Regions from separate parts of the Homo sapiens genome. Here region 1 is linked to region 2. Evidence: read pairs that join two places in POLR2A ChIA-PET (ENCODE). Cell type or tissue: HCT116. All regions are shown on one strand. Each heading gives the region's core, and the rest is flanking DNA. Links, peaks and the distances in the headings are about the cores only. Region 1 overlaps HIVEP3 (HIVEP zinc finger 3). Region 2 has its middle 48 kb from the start of FOXO6.

The links. ChIA-PET counts read pairs that join two places held together with the same protein. Peaks named below come from ENCODE experiments on the same cell type or tissue, not always from the same donor. Only the 100,000 strongest peaks of a DNase experiment are listed, where the experiment ranks them.
Region 1: POLR2A ChIA-PET joins it to region 2 with 7 read pairs; 1 of 35 experiments calls an interaction of 5 or more read pairs at or near these places.

Annotation. Positions count from the first base shown.
Region 1 is chr1:41,848,528-41,856,126 of GRCh38, forward strand. All of the region lies in intron 1 of HIVEP3 (HIVEP zinc finger 3), which reads right to left. Among named protein-coding and RNA genes, the nearest start is that of HIVEP3, 67 kb to the right of the region's middle. In HCT116, for the core only: no CTCF peak of the experiment used is centred there; DNase peaks (open chromatin) are centred at 1,704 and 3,304; H3K4me3 peaks cover 483 bases.
Region 2 is chr1:41,309,738-41,317,336 of GRCh38, forward strand. No RefSeq gene overlaps it. Among named protein-coding and RNA genes, the nearest start is that of FOXO6, 48 kb to the right of the region's middle. In HCT116, for the core only: a CTCF peak has its summit at 4,088; a DNase peak (open chromatin) is centred at 4,044.

The DNA.
Region 1 (7,599 bases), core at 1,366-5,365, 540 kb after region 2:
GGAGGATGGAATCGGCAGTGGGCAGGACACAATAGGAAGCGAGGGAGGGGAGAGGGCAACAGGGTGGAAGGGTAGAGAGAATTGCAGGAAGAAGGAGGGACCCAGGAATGGCCCAACATCCTCAGAGATGAAAGATTACAGAAAGAGGGCAGAAGGCGAGAGCAGAGAGGCCATGCCAGCTTGGGCTGGAGCAGTCAGATTCCTCACCACACCCTTGTCCCTGCTGTGCCCATCTGCTGCCCTTTCTTTGCCTTCTGGCCCTGTAGGAGCCATCCCAGCCCCACATCCCAAGCCCTACCTGTGACTACCCCTCCCCTAAGCCCTACCAGAGAAATGAACTTACTTCTACCCTTCGTGGGCCGCATGCCTCCAGCTCCAGCTCTTCTTGGGGCTCCAGAGTGTGCCAGTTTCCCTTCAAGCACCAGTGTCCTCAACCTCTGGCATGGTATTGGAATCTGTGCCTTCAGAACCTCCTTTCTTCCCATTCTTCAGGACGTTTGTCCCTCGACTGGACAAGATCCAGCAGGAGTGGGCAACACAGGAACAAATCCGAGACACCAGACTGAGAGGGACAGGAAGGGGAAACACGGGGCAGTCCTGGGTGATCTGGACCATCTGGTCACCTCATTCTAGTTCACGAGTGGACATTTAGATAAGGGAAACCAAACTGAATCAGAACTCTAAACTCAGTGTGCAGCAGGGTCACCAGATTGCTTATTCTATGGCACCTGAGACCTTTCATCACCACTGATCTTCACGACAGATGCACGCAGATATATCTACCAAGGACTTAGAAACCCAAGACAGTTTCATACTTTAAAAATGTGTGGAAACTAACCATGCACAAACTTCTCCAATTACATCAGTCTCCCCAGAAGCACATCCAACAGCACTCTGTCACAACTTCTGGAAGCAGCCTGCCTCCTTGCTAACCCCTCCTCCATGCAGATGCTCACCTAGAGGAGTGGATGGGACATAATACCAAGGAGGAGAGTGTGGGTCCAGTCCTAGCACAGGCCAGGAACATTTTCTGCTTTAGAGTCACAGGACTGTTCACCAAGCCAAGCTGAATAAACATCTTATTGCAATATTTGCACAGACATGCAACTACTTGCTGTGACCATGACAGTGACTGGAATGTAAGGATCCATCAGTGGTAGACCCAAATCTTTTTTTTTTTTTTTTCCAAGTCTTGCCCTGTCGCCCAGGCTGGAGTGCAATGGCGCAATCTCGGCTCACTGCAACCTCTGCCTCCTGGGTTCAAGCAATTCTCCTGCCTCACCCTCCCGAGTATCTGGGACTACAGGCATGCACCACCATGCCCAGCTAATTTTTGTATTTTTAGTAGACATGGGGTTTCACCATGTTGGCCAGGCTGGTCTCAAACTCCTGACCTTGGGATCCACCCACCTTGGCCTCCTAAAGTGCTGGGATTACAGGCATGAGACACCACGCCTGGCCGGTAGACCCAAATCTTAAAGCACATACTCTACTCTAGTGGTTCCTAAACTTTAGCATGCATCAGAATCATTTGTAGACTTTGTTAAAACACAGAGTTTTGGTTACACTCCTACGGTTTTTTAATCAGTAGGTCTGGGGTGGAGGCTGACAGCTAGAGTTTCTAACAAGTTCCCAAGCCCAGCTATTGCTGGTCCAGAGACCACACTTTGAGAACCACTGGTCTACCACCAACAGTGTTCAATAGTATCACCTGTCTTATATCAAAGGAACCACTAATGACTCACTCGCACTCAGCCCTGTAACCTCATCCAAAGCAGAGGCACAGAAAAGGCCACCACACACACAAAGAAAAACTGTTTACAAAATGTTTTTATTTTAAGGTTAAGAATAAAAGGAGCCTTAGGGTTCATATAATCTAACTACCTCACTTAATATAATATTAATTAAACTAAGCTTAGAGAGGGTAACTTGCACACAGAAACAATGAAACAATCAATAGAACCCAAACCAGGAACCCCAGCAGCACTACTCTCAAAATCGCAAACGTGGAGTCCTAGAAAATCTCCTAATTTTTGTCGTCATTAGAGTCACAAGGCTCAAGAGTCTGCAACTGGCAAATTAGGGCTTCCCCTTCTGGTCCTCCATGCCGAAGCACTCAGGCCATGCCATGGTCATTTCTTAGTAAGGCTATGATGGAAGCAATTCTTGGTTCCCTCCAAGTTCAACTGTGAGTCCACTGCCTAGAACTCAGAACTGGTTTTCTCAGAAATCCCATAGCACACGTGGAGGGTTCCTGGGAGAACTCTTCCTACTAGGCACCACATTGTTGAACTGCAGTGATGATAGCCCACAGGATCTAACCATCATGAAGAATATAATTTCCTAAAATTCCATTCTGAGTTTCAACTTGGACCTGTGCTGGTCCCTCTTCCTGGAAAACTGCTGCCCCAGTTTTCTCATGTCAGGCTCCTTCTGTATGTTTCCTCTTGCAGAGTATCTCCTGATCATCTACCCAAGTAGTTCTCACTCCCCTCCTGCCAGTTACACTGCATCTCATCAGCCTTCTCTACACTCCTTATAGCCCTAGAACTATATAAAACATTTGTTCATCATCTACTTGCTCATTACCCCCTGAAAGTAGGATGTGAGCTTCGAGAGGGCAGGAACTTTACCTTTCTGTCTACCACTATAACCGCAGCACCTAGAACAGTGCTTGGGACACAGCAGATTCTCTATACATATCTGTCTAATGAACAAATGAATGTACAGAAGAATGATGAGAGAGCACCTTCTTCTTCTTCTTTTTTTTTTTTTTTTTTTTTTTTTTTTTTTTGAGACAGAGTCTTGCTCTGTTGCCAGGCTGGCGTGTAGTGGCATGATGTTGGCTCACTGCAACATCTGCCTCCTGGATTCAAGCAATTCTCCTGCCTCAGACTCCCAAGTAGCTGGGTCTACAGGCACGTGCCACCACACCTGGCTAATTTTTGTATTTTTAGTAGAGACAAGGTTTCACCATGTTAGCCAGGATGGTCTCAATCTCTTGACCTCGTGATCTGCCAGCCTCGGCCTCCCAAAGTGCTGGGATTACAGGCGTGAACCATCATGTCCAGATGAGAGCACCTTCTTTCAACGTGGTTTCCAAAGTTGGAATTTGAGACTTTCCTTCCTGTTTCTCTCATTTTCAATAGTAGGAGTTAGACTACTGAGCTTTAATAGAACGTGGAAGGAGAAAAACGTGCCCTTAGGCTGGTGTTCTCAATGACAGGACAGAGAAGAGGAAGTTGCAGGGATTGGGGGTGGTGTCGATTTACTTCTCAGCTCTGGTGTCCTTTCGCACAGAAAGCATGCTGGTGAGTCAGGTCTTCCTGGATACAGGGCTTGGGAGGCAATGAGGTGTACTGGAATGAGATGTTTTTGAGACCAAAGAGTTGGGTTCAAACCCTCAAAAAGTCATGTAAATCTCTCTGAGCCTCATGGGGCTGGTAGAAAATACCCAAGGGATAGGGTGTTTGTGAGGATCAAGGAAGTTAACATATGTGGACACTCTCTGTAAATAGTAAAATAATATAAGTTGCTATTAAATGATTATTGATAAGACCACATAGGCTCTGGAGAGATCCAAATAGGTGAAATTTCTCGGCATGCATCTCCATTCAGTCTTGCTGTTTTGCCTTCCTTAGTTCTACCAGCACTCTCAGACCCCAGGCTGCTGCGTGGGAGCCCCGGCTCAAGAGCAGAAGCCCTAAGGTGCTGGCATGGGCTCCTCAGAGCCCCGTGGGGCTGCCAGCAGCCACAGCACAGCCATGAGCAGGGCAGCCAACAGGAAGCCCAGGAGAAGACCACTGTGAGAGGCCACAGAGGGACACAGGGACACCGTCATCGGCCCTGAGCCAGGGGCAGGTGTAAGAAACAAGCCGGAAGCCCTCACTTTTGGCCCAAATGCTTTGGATAGGCCAGAATCCCAGAGACAGGAATATCAGAGAAGCCAGCTTCCCTCTTATGACCAGGCCCTGGCTTCTTCATGTCCTTAGGGTGGGTTCTACACTCCACTCCCAAAAGCAGGGCCTATACTTCTTCCCTTGCCAAGAAGGTGGGGTGGATGGTATTGGGATCTTTGGATGGATTCCCAAGATTGGAGAAGGTCTCCTTTCTCAGTCTTCATGGGCTGCACTGCCAATTTCTCATTGACCAAACTTTAATGTTCCAGGCAACGAGGCTCTTGGCTATAAGGTGTCCTCATGTTACAGAAATCACCTCCTCTGACCCAGTTACTCCCAAACTGTTTCCACTCTTCCTTAAGTGATAACCTTAATGACAAGTCTCATGCAAACAGTAATTTCTTATCCTTTCTTCCAAGAGTTCAGTTCACTCCAGCAACTGGCTACTAACTACTTACAGCTGAGCACAGATTTCACGCAGAACTGTGTAAAGTTGTCCTTGGGAAGACAAACACAGCAGCCAGTTCCTGCCACCAAGCAGCACACAGTCTGGGTGGGAACAGAGACTTCACGTCCCCACCACGAATGGCTGTGTTTTAGAGTTCATTACCTGAAAAGAAACAGGGTGGGAGGCATGTGGGGAATAAAGTGAGCAGGCTGGAGGAGGTCTTCTTCAAGAAAACAGAGACTGGCCCAGCTCTCTTCTGGCTCCAAAATGCTGTGTTTATTGGGTTGTCTGGATCAGAGGCAAATTCTTGGATTTCTGACAATGTTGCTATGATGTAATGAGGGCTAGAATCTTCTTGAATCAGGAAAGTTTCAGGGAGGTTCTATTAGTCTGTTCTCACACGGCTATAAGGACATACTGAGACTGGGTGATTTATAAAGGAAAGAGGTTTAATTGACTCGTAGTTCTGCATGGCTGGGGAGGCCTCAGGACATTTACAATCATGGTGAAAGGTGAAGGGGAAGCAAGGCACCCTCTTCACAAGGTGGCAGGAAGGAGAATGAAAGCAGGAGGAACTACCAAACAATTATAAAACCATCAGATATTTCGAGAACTCACTATCATGAGAACAGCATGGGGGAAACTGCCCCCACGATTCAATCACCTCCACCTGCTCTCTCCTTTGACATGTGGGGATTATGGGGATTACAATTCAAGTGAGATTTTGGGTGGGGACACAGGCAAACCATATCAGAGGTGTTATATAGTAAGGAGCTTAAAAAACAGAAGGATTTCAACGTGTAGAAAGGGAGAGGAAGGGAGTTCCAGGCTGAGAGGAGTGAGTGAGGGAAAGTAGGAGTGAAGAGGGTACCCAGAAACTGGATGATCCAGCAGCTTTAGTTCAGTGGGGTTTGAGGCACTTGGGAACTCACCAAGGCGAACCTGCCACAAGCTACCCAGGGTCTCCACCTGCCAACCTTCAGCAGCGGCTCTAGGCTGCTGATGCCAGCTAGAGAAGCCTGTCTGTAAATGATGATGAATGTGTGAGCTCACCAAGGGAGAAGGCCAGAGGAGCTCACACATCGAGGAGCTGGCTTTCAAGGGATGGGGAAAGAAAGGCACCAGAGAAGCAGAGCGAAGACGTGGAAACCATAGAGCCTTACTAAGTGTGTTCACTCACCCGGCTGTACCTAGGGCCACCTGTTGTCCTCTTGGATGGAGGCAGATCGGCTTTCTCTCTCCCTCTCTCTCTCCCTCTCTCTGTCCCACCTCCTCTCTCTCTCTCTCTCTCAGTTCTGGGCTGGGACAGGGAAGAACAGCAGGACTCTATTACTTCAGGCAAATTTTGACAGATGGGCCAGGACCTGCATACAGGGCCACCCAGCAGGCGCTGGGGAAGGGAGCCTGCTAAGGGGCTGACTGCAGAGCCAGGCCCAGGTCTGAAGGGCCACGGGTGCCTGGTTTCAGGTTGGAAAGGGTTTCAAGTTGGGCAGGGTTGGCAATGGAGCATCCCACTGAAAACAGAAGAGCCTCACCCCCACCCCACTGACTCCTGTTCGCTCACCCCTCTGAGCTTCTGCCCATGCCGATCCCTGTGTCTGGAGCACTGCTCAGGGCTCCCTCTTGGCATATTCTTGCTGCACTTTTTTTTTTTTTTTTTTTTTTATACTCTAAGTTTTAGGGTACATGTGCACATTGTGCAGGTTAGTTACATATGTATACATGTGCCATGCTGGTGCGCTGCACCCACTAATGTGTCATCTAGCATTAGGTATATCTCCCAATGTTATCCCTCCCCCCTCCCCCGACCCCACCACAGTCCCCAGAGTGTGATATTCCCCTTCCTGTGTCCACGTGATCTCATTGTTCAATTCCCACCTATGAGTGAGAATATGCGGTGTTTGGTTTTTTGTTCTTGCGATAGTTTACTGAGAATGATGGTTTCCAATTTCATCCATGTCCCTACAAAGGATATGAACTCATCATTTTTTATGGCTGCATAGTATTCCATGGTGTATATGTGCCACATTTTCTTAATCCAGTCTATCATTGTTGGACATTTGGGTTGGTTCCAAGTCTTTGCTATTGTGAATAGTGCTGCAATAAACATACGTGTGCATGTGTCTTTATAGCAGCATGATTTATACTCATTTGGGTATATACCCAGTAATGGGATGGCTGGGTCAAATGGTATTTCTAGTTCTAGATCCCTGAGGAATCGCCACACTGACTTCCACAATGGTTGAACTAGTTTACAGTCCCACCAACCGTGTAAAAGTGTTCCTATTTCTCCGCATCCTCTCCAGCACCTGTTGTTTCCTGACTTTTTAATGATTGCCATTCTAACTGGTGTGAGATGATATCTCATAGTGGTTTTGATTTGCATTTCTCTGATGGCCAGTGATGATGAGCATTTCTTCATGTGTTTTTTGGCTGCATAAAAAAGCAATGGCAACAAAAGACAAAATTGACAAATGGGATCTAATTAAACTAAAGAGCTTCTGCACAGCAAAAGAAACTACCATCAGAGTGAACAGGCAACCTACAACATGGGAGAAAATTTTCGCAACCTACTCATCTGACAAAGGGCTAATATCCAGAATCTACAATGAACTCAAACAAATTTACAAGAAAAAAACAAACAACCCCATCAAAAAGTGGGTGAAGGACATGAACAGACACTTCTTGCTGCACTTTTAAAACCTGCTTCCAAACTCACCTTCTCCATGAATTCCCTAACTCTTGAAGTCAAAAATCGATCTTTTCCTCCCCTATACACTATTCTCACAACACTTTTCATACACAAAAATCAGATATGGCTCTATCTCCCCCACTGGACCATAGAACTCCTCAGATTAGAAACGGCACTAGGGTCACAAATTCAAATGCTCACAGAGCCAGGCAGATAACATAAATGGGTGAAGCTGCTGGTTTAGGTGACATGGGTGGTAATTGTCTTGGTGATGGCCAGACAATAGGAGTCACTGGAAGCTGTGATGAATCAGAGGGGCTGGAATGATTGATTGATTGAGACAGAGTCTTGCTCTGTCATACAGGCTGGAGTGCAGTGATGCAATCTCAGCTCACTGCAACCTTTGCCTCTCGGGTTCAAGTGATCCTCCTGCCTCACCCTCCCAAGTAGCTGGGACTACAGGTGCATGCCACCAAAGGGGCCTGCTGCCCCTCCTGCCCATATGGAGAATACCAGAGCATGGGAATGTGACCTGTATTACCAGAACTGCAATTTTCAGG
Region 2 (7,599 bases), core at 1,647-5,646:
GGATCCTTTATCTGGCTAAGGAAGCTTATTACAATTTTTTAAGCCATCTATAGAGAAGATAATTTAGTATTCTCTCTTTAATGTATCACTATAGTAAATTTTAAAAATAAAATTTTGTTTGTAATGTTAAGATCTATGCTAAATTCTTGGGATATACACCTATTTGCTCATGATTTATTTGTTTTATAATGTATAGCTAAATTAACTTTGCTACCATTTTATTTATGGGTCATATATTTATGTAATTGTGATTGGGCTATACTTTCTCGTGTGTGTTATCTTTGTTCCACATTGGTATGTCAGGGTTAGTGGCTTCAGCTGAAAATGACAATCCTGGCTGATTTAAACATTGGTTCATGGAGCTGAAGGGTATGGGGGGAAAGTGTACTTCAGGCGTGGTTGCAGTCAGGGCTCAAATGCTGTAATCAATGCTCATTTTTCTCTCCATCTCTTGGTTCTGCTTTCCCTTTATGTCCACTTTAGTCTCAGACTACACAAGGCAGGCAAATGGCTATTCCAGGATCTACTGCCTTAGTTTCAAGAGCAACTTTTTTTCCAGAAGTCACTGAAAAACCTCTTGGGTTTCATTACCCTTGGTTGGATTACATGCCCATCTCTGAATCATTCACAGTGGTGGGGAAAAACAAAGCTTGTTGAGGGTTGTGGGCCCAGTTCTGGAACTAGGAGTGGTGTCAACTTCCCTGGAAATACATAGACACAGAGTGGGGTACAGTGGGTTCCCTCCAAGGAAAATCAGGGTGTGGTTACTCGAAGGATGAATTAACACTGAGGAGCAAAAACAACAGATGCCTACTACAGTTGTGCTAGCCCAGCAGAAGGGATTGGGAAGTTTTCTGCCTTTGTTTTGAGCTCAGTAACAATTTAAATAACAGAATGTATTTGTTCCCAGAAGGTTTGATACAACTCGCCCTTAAGTCCATTCTGGGACTGATATCATTTTTAGAAGTAGATCTTTGCTGATTTGATTTTTTTAAAATGGTTATTAGTACTTTTACCTCTTCGTGAGCCATAAGGGGAATGACTAAATGAAAGAGCCAGCATTTGGTTTTATTTACCAAGTCTACATTTGTTTCTTGTTTCATTAATTTTGCTTTTATCTCAACTAATTCCTTCTTTCTATAGTTTTTTTCCTTCTAGTTTTCTTTTTCCCAGCTACTTGGATTCAATTCCTCTTTCCTGTTTTCTAATACATATGTTCAAGGCTACACATTTTCTACAAATACTGCATTGGCCTTGACAATTGGTTTCATCACAGGGTGCTGTCAGTAGCATTCATTTATAACATAATCTGTTGTTTTAATTCTGAGTTTCTCTTTAACCCAAGAGTTATATAGAATGGTGTTTATAAATTTCCAAATTGTTATCATATTGGTTTGCTACTCTTTTGTCATTGATTCTAGCTTTTTACATTGTAGTCAAAAAATGCAGTCCATATGTTTTTCACTTTTTGGAATTAAGATTTTACTTGTAGTCAGTTTTAGTGAATTGTCCATTTTTGTAAATGTGCCATAGATATTAAAAATGAATGTGTAAAGGTGTATCTTTGGTACATTGTTATATAAATCTCACACCAAAATTTTAAATTACTGTATTCAAATTATCCTATCACTTCACTTATTGTTTACTTGATCTATCAATTTCTGGGGAGGCATATTGTAAAAATCAAGTATCACTGCAAGTTTCACTTTCTCTTTGTTGTTCTAAAGCTGCTTGTCTCTATATTTTAATACTCCATTGTTTACTATGAAACTCACTTCATTGTCATAACTTCTTGGTAGATTGTACGTTTTATAAAGTCTCCTTTGTTCCATGTAGGGTTTTCATTTTGATTCTATTTAATCTGATATTAATATTTCTATGGCTTCATTATATTTTGTTAGCATATATTAATTTCTCATTCTTTTTTTTTTTTTTTTTTGGAGACGGAGTCTCACTATGTCACCCAAGCTGGAGTGCAATGGCGCAGTCTTGCCTCACTGCAACCTCCACCTACTGGGTTCAAGCGATTCTCCTGCCTCAGCCTCCTGAGTAGCTGGGATTACAGGTGTGCACCACAACACCTGGCTAATTTTTGTATTTTTAGTAGAGACAGGGTTTCACCATGTTGGTCAGGCTGGTCCCAAACTCTTGACCTCGTGATCCGCCTGCCTTGGCCTCCCAAAGTGTGTGAGCCACCACGCTCGGCCTCATTTTTCATTCTTTTAATCATTTTGTATCGTATTGTTTTAAATGTGACTTTAAAAAATATCTGCATTGTGTGTTGACCTGAGCATATACACATCTACTTATGGATGTTGGTGAGGGTTCTTCCCTGATTCTGAGAGTCTCTGTAGTTTAATAGGAGAGTTGAATCCATTAACTTTTATTACAATCTCTGATATGTTTGAATGATTCCTCTGCTTTTTGTTTGATTGATCAAATTTTCTTTATTTCTGTTTTTCTCTATTTGTTGGCAAATTATATATTTGTATGACACACCTATTACACTATTACACTAATAGTATGCATTATAGTATTTTATTTTTCTAGCGTCTTACATTTTAAATAGAGTTATTTAATTGTTTTTCTTCCAATAGTGTCTTAAATCTCCTCCTACTGCTCATACTTTGTTGAAACTTTAGTTACAAATGTTATTTTATTTTATCCCTATACTTTTAAAAGAAATCATTTCTTAAACACTGTATGAGGTTTTATAGATCCATTTTCATGTATTATTCAGATTTTAGATATTTACTGGTTTCTTTCAAATTTTTGTAACCCTATGAAATTCTGTTTCTCGGATTTCTTTTTTGTTTTCCTGCAGTACCTAATTATTTTTTCAGAAGCAGTGCATGGATAGTAAATTTTCTTTGTCCTTTATTATCTGAAAATATCTTGGATTCGCTTTCATGCTTGATAGTTTGGCTGATATAGAGTTGTAGGTTCAAAATAAGCAGAAGCATTGAGAATTTTGTTTTTATTTTGTAATTTAGAAATGTCACCAGGATGTGTGTCTTTTCAGTGTTTTCTGCTTAGCATTTGGTGGGTCTTTTTATAGTTTGAGGACTCAGATCTTTCTCTAGCTCTGCAATATACTTTAAAAATTATATTTTAAATTATTTTATCACCTCTAGTCTCTCTGTTATCTCAGCCTAGAACCCCATAAGGCAAATAGTAGGTCTTTAATTTCTCATATTTTGTATTTCTTTGTAATTTCACTCTACCTTCTAGGAGATTTCCTTGACTTTGTCTTCGTGTTTTTAATTTTCAAGGATTAAAATTTGTTAGCTTCTCTTCCATAACAATCTACTCTTATTTTATTAAAGCAAATTTCTTTTGGGTCTCTGGGAGGATATGACCTAGAACTCCTTTAAAGTTCCCTTCTGTCTCCCACATTATCTCCATTTCCTCCAGGATGAATCATTCTGGTTTTTCATCTTGGTCTTTCTCATATTCTTGATTTGCTTCCAATATCTGGTGATCCATAGTGGTCATTCAGATTTATAAATTAAAAACTAGGTGGACAAATGTATTTAAGAGACTGGCGTCAGTTTCTTTCCTAGTTGTGTAGACTTGCTTCCAGGATGGGTCTTTTCCTTGAAGGGAGGCTGCCTGCAGCTCTGTGCCAGGGAGAGTGGGAGGAAGAATGAGGGAACAGCACACAAGCAGGCCTCTCGATTGCCAAAGTCAGGCAGACTTTACTCTGTGTGTGAGGTCCTGAGCAGCACTGTGTCATTGGCTTTGCTTTTTCCCCCTTTTCTAGCATCCATTGCAGGAATTTAGCTCAGTTCTGCTTCTCTGGCCTCAACACCCAGATAGTCATCCCTCCTATATCAGCTGTCTAGTGCCACGTAACAGAATTCCCCATAACTTAGTGCCTTAAAACAACAATAATTTATACTTCTTTTGATTTGATGAGTTTCCTGGACTTGTTCTTCTGTTCCATGTGGCATTGGCTTGCCTTACTCATGGTGCTGCATTCAGCTGGCGGCTGGATTGTGTGGAAAGGCCCAAGGCTTCACACACGTGTTTGGGGCCTTGGTGCTGGCCGTCTGCTGAAGAACCTAGTTTCTCCACTAGGTGGCCTCTTTTTCCACATGGCTTTTTAGCCTCCAGGAGGCTAGGGTGGGCTTCCTTACAGACGATGGCCAGGTCCCAAGAGGACAAGCCCCAGTGTGCACGTGCTTATCCAGCCTCTGCTTGCATTATGCTTGCTAAGGGCCCGTTGACCAAAGCAAGTGAAATTGCCCATTACAAGGTCAATGTGTAGGGGACTCCACAAGGCTGTGAATACTAAGAGATTTGGTTCATTGCCACCAGTGTAACCATTTACTACACTTCCTAAGGTGATCTTCCATTTTGCTCAGAACGCAGTTCACCAGGCTTCAAGATCAGAGACAAAAGCCACAGCCAGGCATTGCATGTATGTTGGGAGAGGAAGAGGCTAGCTGGCCCATTGGCTTATTCAATAGTCCTTACCTGATGGTCGTGCTGTGGCCTGCTCCTTCTCCCCTGTACTTGGAGTTTCTCCAAGGTTCTGTTGAAAAGAACAGTTTACATCTCCTTAGCCAATTTCTTCTGTGCTGATTTAACCATTCTGGTTTCCTCTGTAGATTTGATTCTCTCTGCTTTTTATCTTCTAGAAAGTCCTTAAAATTTTCTGATTGACAGATGCTGCAATTTCTAGTTTGGGATGGAGGGCTTATATGAATGTATTCATTTTATGTCTCTGTTATTTCAAGGAAATATGTCTTGTAAAAAGGAAAAGAAAGCAGTGAGATTCCTGTCACTATAGGTCTGCTCTCACACGACAGGAATGCTAAAGGGAGGTGGTGGTTAGACTAGATGACTCTTGCTTTTTGCCAGTTCTGAGATGTTGGAGACGCCATAGCTTCAGCCATTTCTTCCTCAGGATTCCAGGTTGATGGAGCTAAACCTGATCATTGTGATTCAAGCACCTGCTGGGACCAGAACTGAGAACTCTGGAGCTGGCTTTTTAGATCATCGAATTCAGACTCTTGTGTTGCAGTTAAGCTATGGGAACAAAGGTCATCCAGCAACTCAGCTGCAGAACTGGGGTTGGAACATGGGCCCCCGGACTCCTGATCCCATGATCTTCCCTGCATCTTGCTCCAGTTTGCACTTCTGAGCACCCCTTAGAGAAGCCCAGGGTCTTACTTCTTGAGTGGGATCAGGCTGTGTCTCCACCCCAGGATACTCAGGGTTGAAGGACTTGAGGCTAGAATTGCCCCCAATGAGACAGATGTCTGTCTGGCCCCTCCTCCCAAAAGGCGATTATTTGAGCTAGAGACGCCAGCCGCGTTTGAATCCTAGATTCTCTTTCTCCCTCCAGCGCCCTCTCTCTCCCACTCGGTTATCTATTTACCTATCTATTTACGTGAGCTACCCCCCACCCCAAATGAATTACGTCTGCAAGGCAGTAAAATGTTATGTATTTGCAAGGCCCATAATCTTTAAAAGCCCAGTGATGCCAGCTCCAGACAGCAGCGAGCTCCCTCCAGTATGTTAATAGATAGTATTAGGGCAATAATGAAAACACTTGAGACAAGTAAGCTCCTATCAAAAGCTGAGTAATAGGGCTTTGCCGAGTGAATCACAATGCAGAAGAGATTAAGACGTCTGCCGTTGTGCAGTGTCTATTCAGACTAACAGCTGCTCTGTTTCTGATTAAAATGGGGTTGGGGAGACCTTTTCGAGCGAGTCCCCTTTTTATCCTGCACTGTCCTCACCCTTCCCACCTCCACCTCCAAGCACAGGCACCTTTATTTGCACTTAACTACTGCCATTCATAAACACACACACACACACACACACACACACACTGGAGTCTCAATCATGCATTGCATCATCACACACACGGAGCCTCAGAAGCACACACAGCCATTAGCCGACACACAGCTACACCGATATATCCAAGCACGTACACACAGTCACATCCTCACACACCGGTGCACAGTCACGCATGCAACCAGTCTCTCACACACTCATGGCCTCAGCCAGTCTCACACGCGCATTAAATTACAATCTGTCACAAACACAGTCTCACATATGCATTAAATTGCAATCTGTCACACATATACTCTTCACACACAGTCACAACCAGACACTCAGAGACAATCTAATCAGTGTCAAAAACGCACACATACCTGGCTGGTCATATCCACGTATGGCAAGTCCTTCATGTGCAAAATCACACTTGCACACTCACACTTGTGATGACTGTTTGTCATATACACACAGCCCTTCACTCACAGACTGTCATGTGCTCTCTTACCCACACACAGTCACCTTCATAAATAATCACACATGGCCATGTGCTCACTCACACATGGCCACAGCCCAGGCTCATATGAAGTCATGCTTTTCCTGCACCAAGATACAGAGCTAGTCTGCACACCTGCAACTCCCCAGCCACAAGTGTGCATGGAGTGCAAGGCACAAATACATATAGGCACACAGGCACAGACACCACTCTGCACACCCTCCAGGTGGTGACCCAAGATGCGAGACTTGACTATGAGCCCGATGGATGGCCCCGAGCTGGTTCAGCAGCCTCATAAAAAAGAAAATCCTCAGAGGTCAGGCATCAAGGTCACCATTCTCCCATCTCTGCAAGGCTGTAGTGTGAAGGGAGAAATGGAATCGTCTCTGTGGAGCCTAAGAGCACAGAGCTCTGACCTTGATTGGAACTGCAGATTTAGACCTAGGAGAACGCAGAGCTGTCCAAGAATAAGATGGCCAACTTCAAGAGAGTGAGTGCCCCATCAGTGGAGGTGTGCACAGGGATGCTGGATAGTCACTTGGTAAAGAGGACGAGAAGGGACTCCTGCATTGTACAGGAGTGACCTGGATGCCCTGGAGATCTGTCCCAGTCCAGATTTTGTGTCCTGAGGTCTGTGTATCCTCTTCCTCAACCCCTGTCCCATCAGTGACTCCCTTCCTCCAGCCCAATTCTCTAGACAGAAGCCAGGAGTCCCGGCCTTCTGCTTCTCTCCCTTATGTGATTTTTCTTCCAAGATCATCTTTAAGGTGATGATTCCATTTTTTTTCCCCAAACCTCCATGGCCCTTGCTCTAGGCTAAGAGGGAGATGCAGGCTAGAATCAACTCTTCTGCCTTCTGTGCTCTCACAGCCATTGCCCACCCCCACCCCACCCTGCACTGCTAGAACACAGCCCATCTCTCTTCCAGCCTTGGGGCTGGGTCAGGCGGGGTGGGAGTGCTCCTCAAGGGGATGGGAGTGGGAGGGGCCCAGAGCTGAGTTGAGAGGCCAAGTGGTCAGGAAGGAGAACCCGCTCCTGGCAGAGCAGACCCAAAGGCATAGGAGCTCAGATTCAACTATGGTGCCGATTTGGGGGCTGGAGATTGAGCCTGAAGGAGCTGCCTAGAGTGGGGTCCATTGGCTGAGGTTGCCTGAAGTGGAGGAGCTTGTTCTGTGGCCCAGAAAGCCAGGATCCTGAGACATCTCGTTGTCATGCCAGACCCTTATTAAATCCAGTAGGGATGGCGCCAGGTTCAAGAGGCCAAGGAAGAGACTCAGAGCCAGCCAACAAGACATGGGGTTTAATTAGTGGGAACT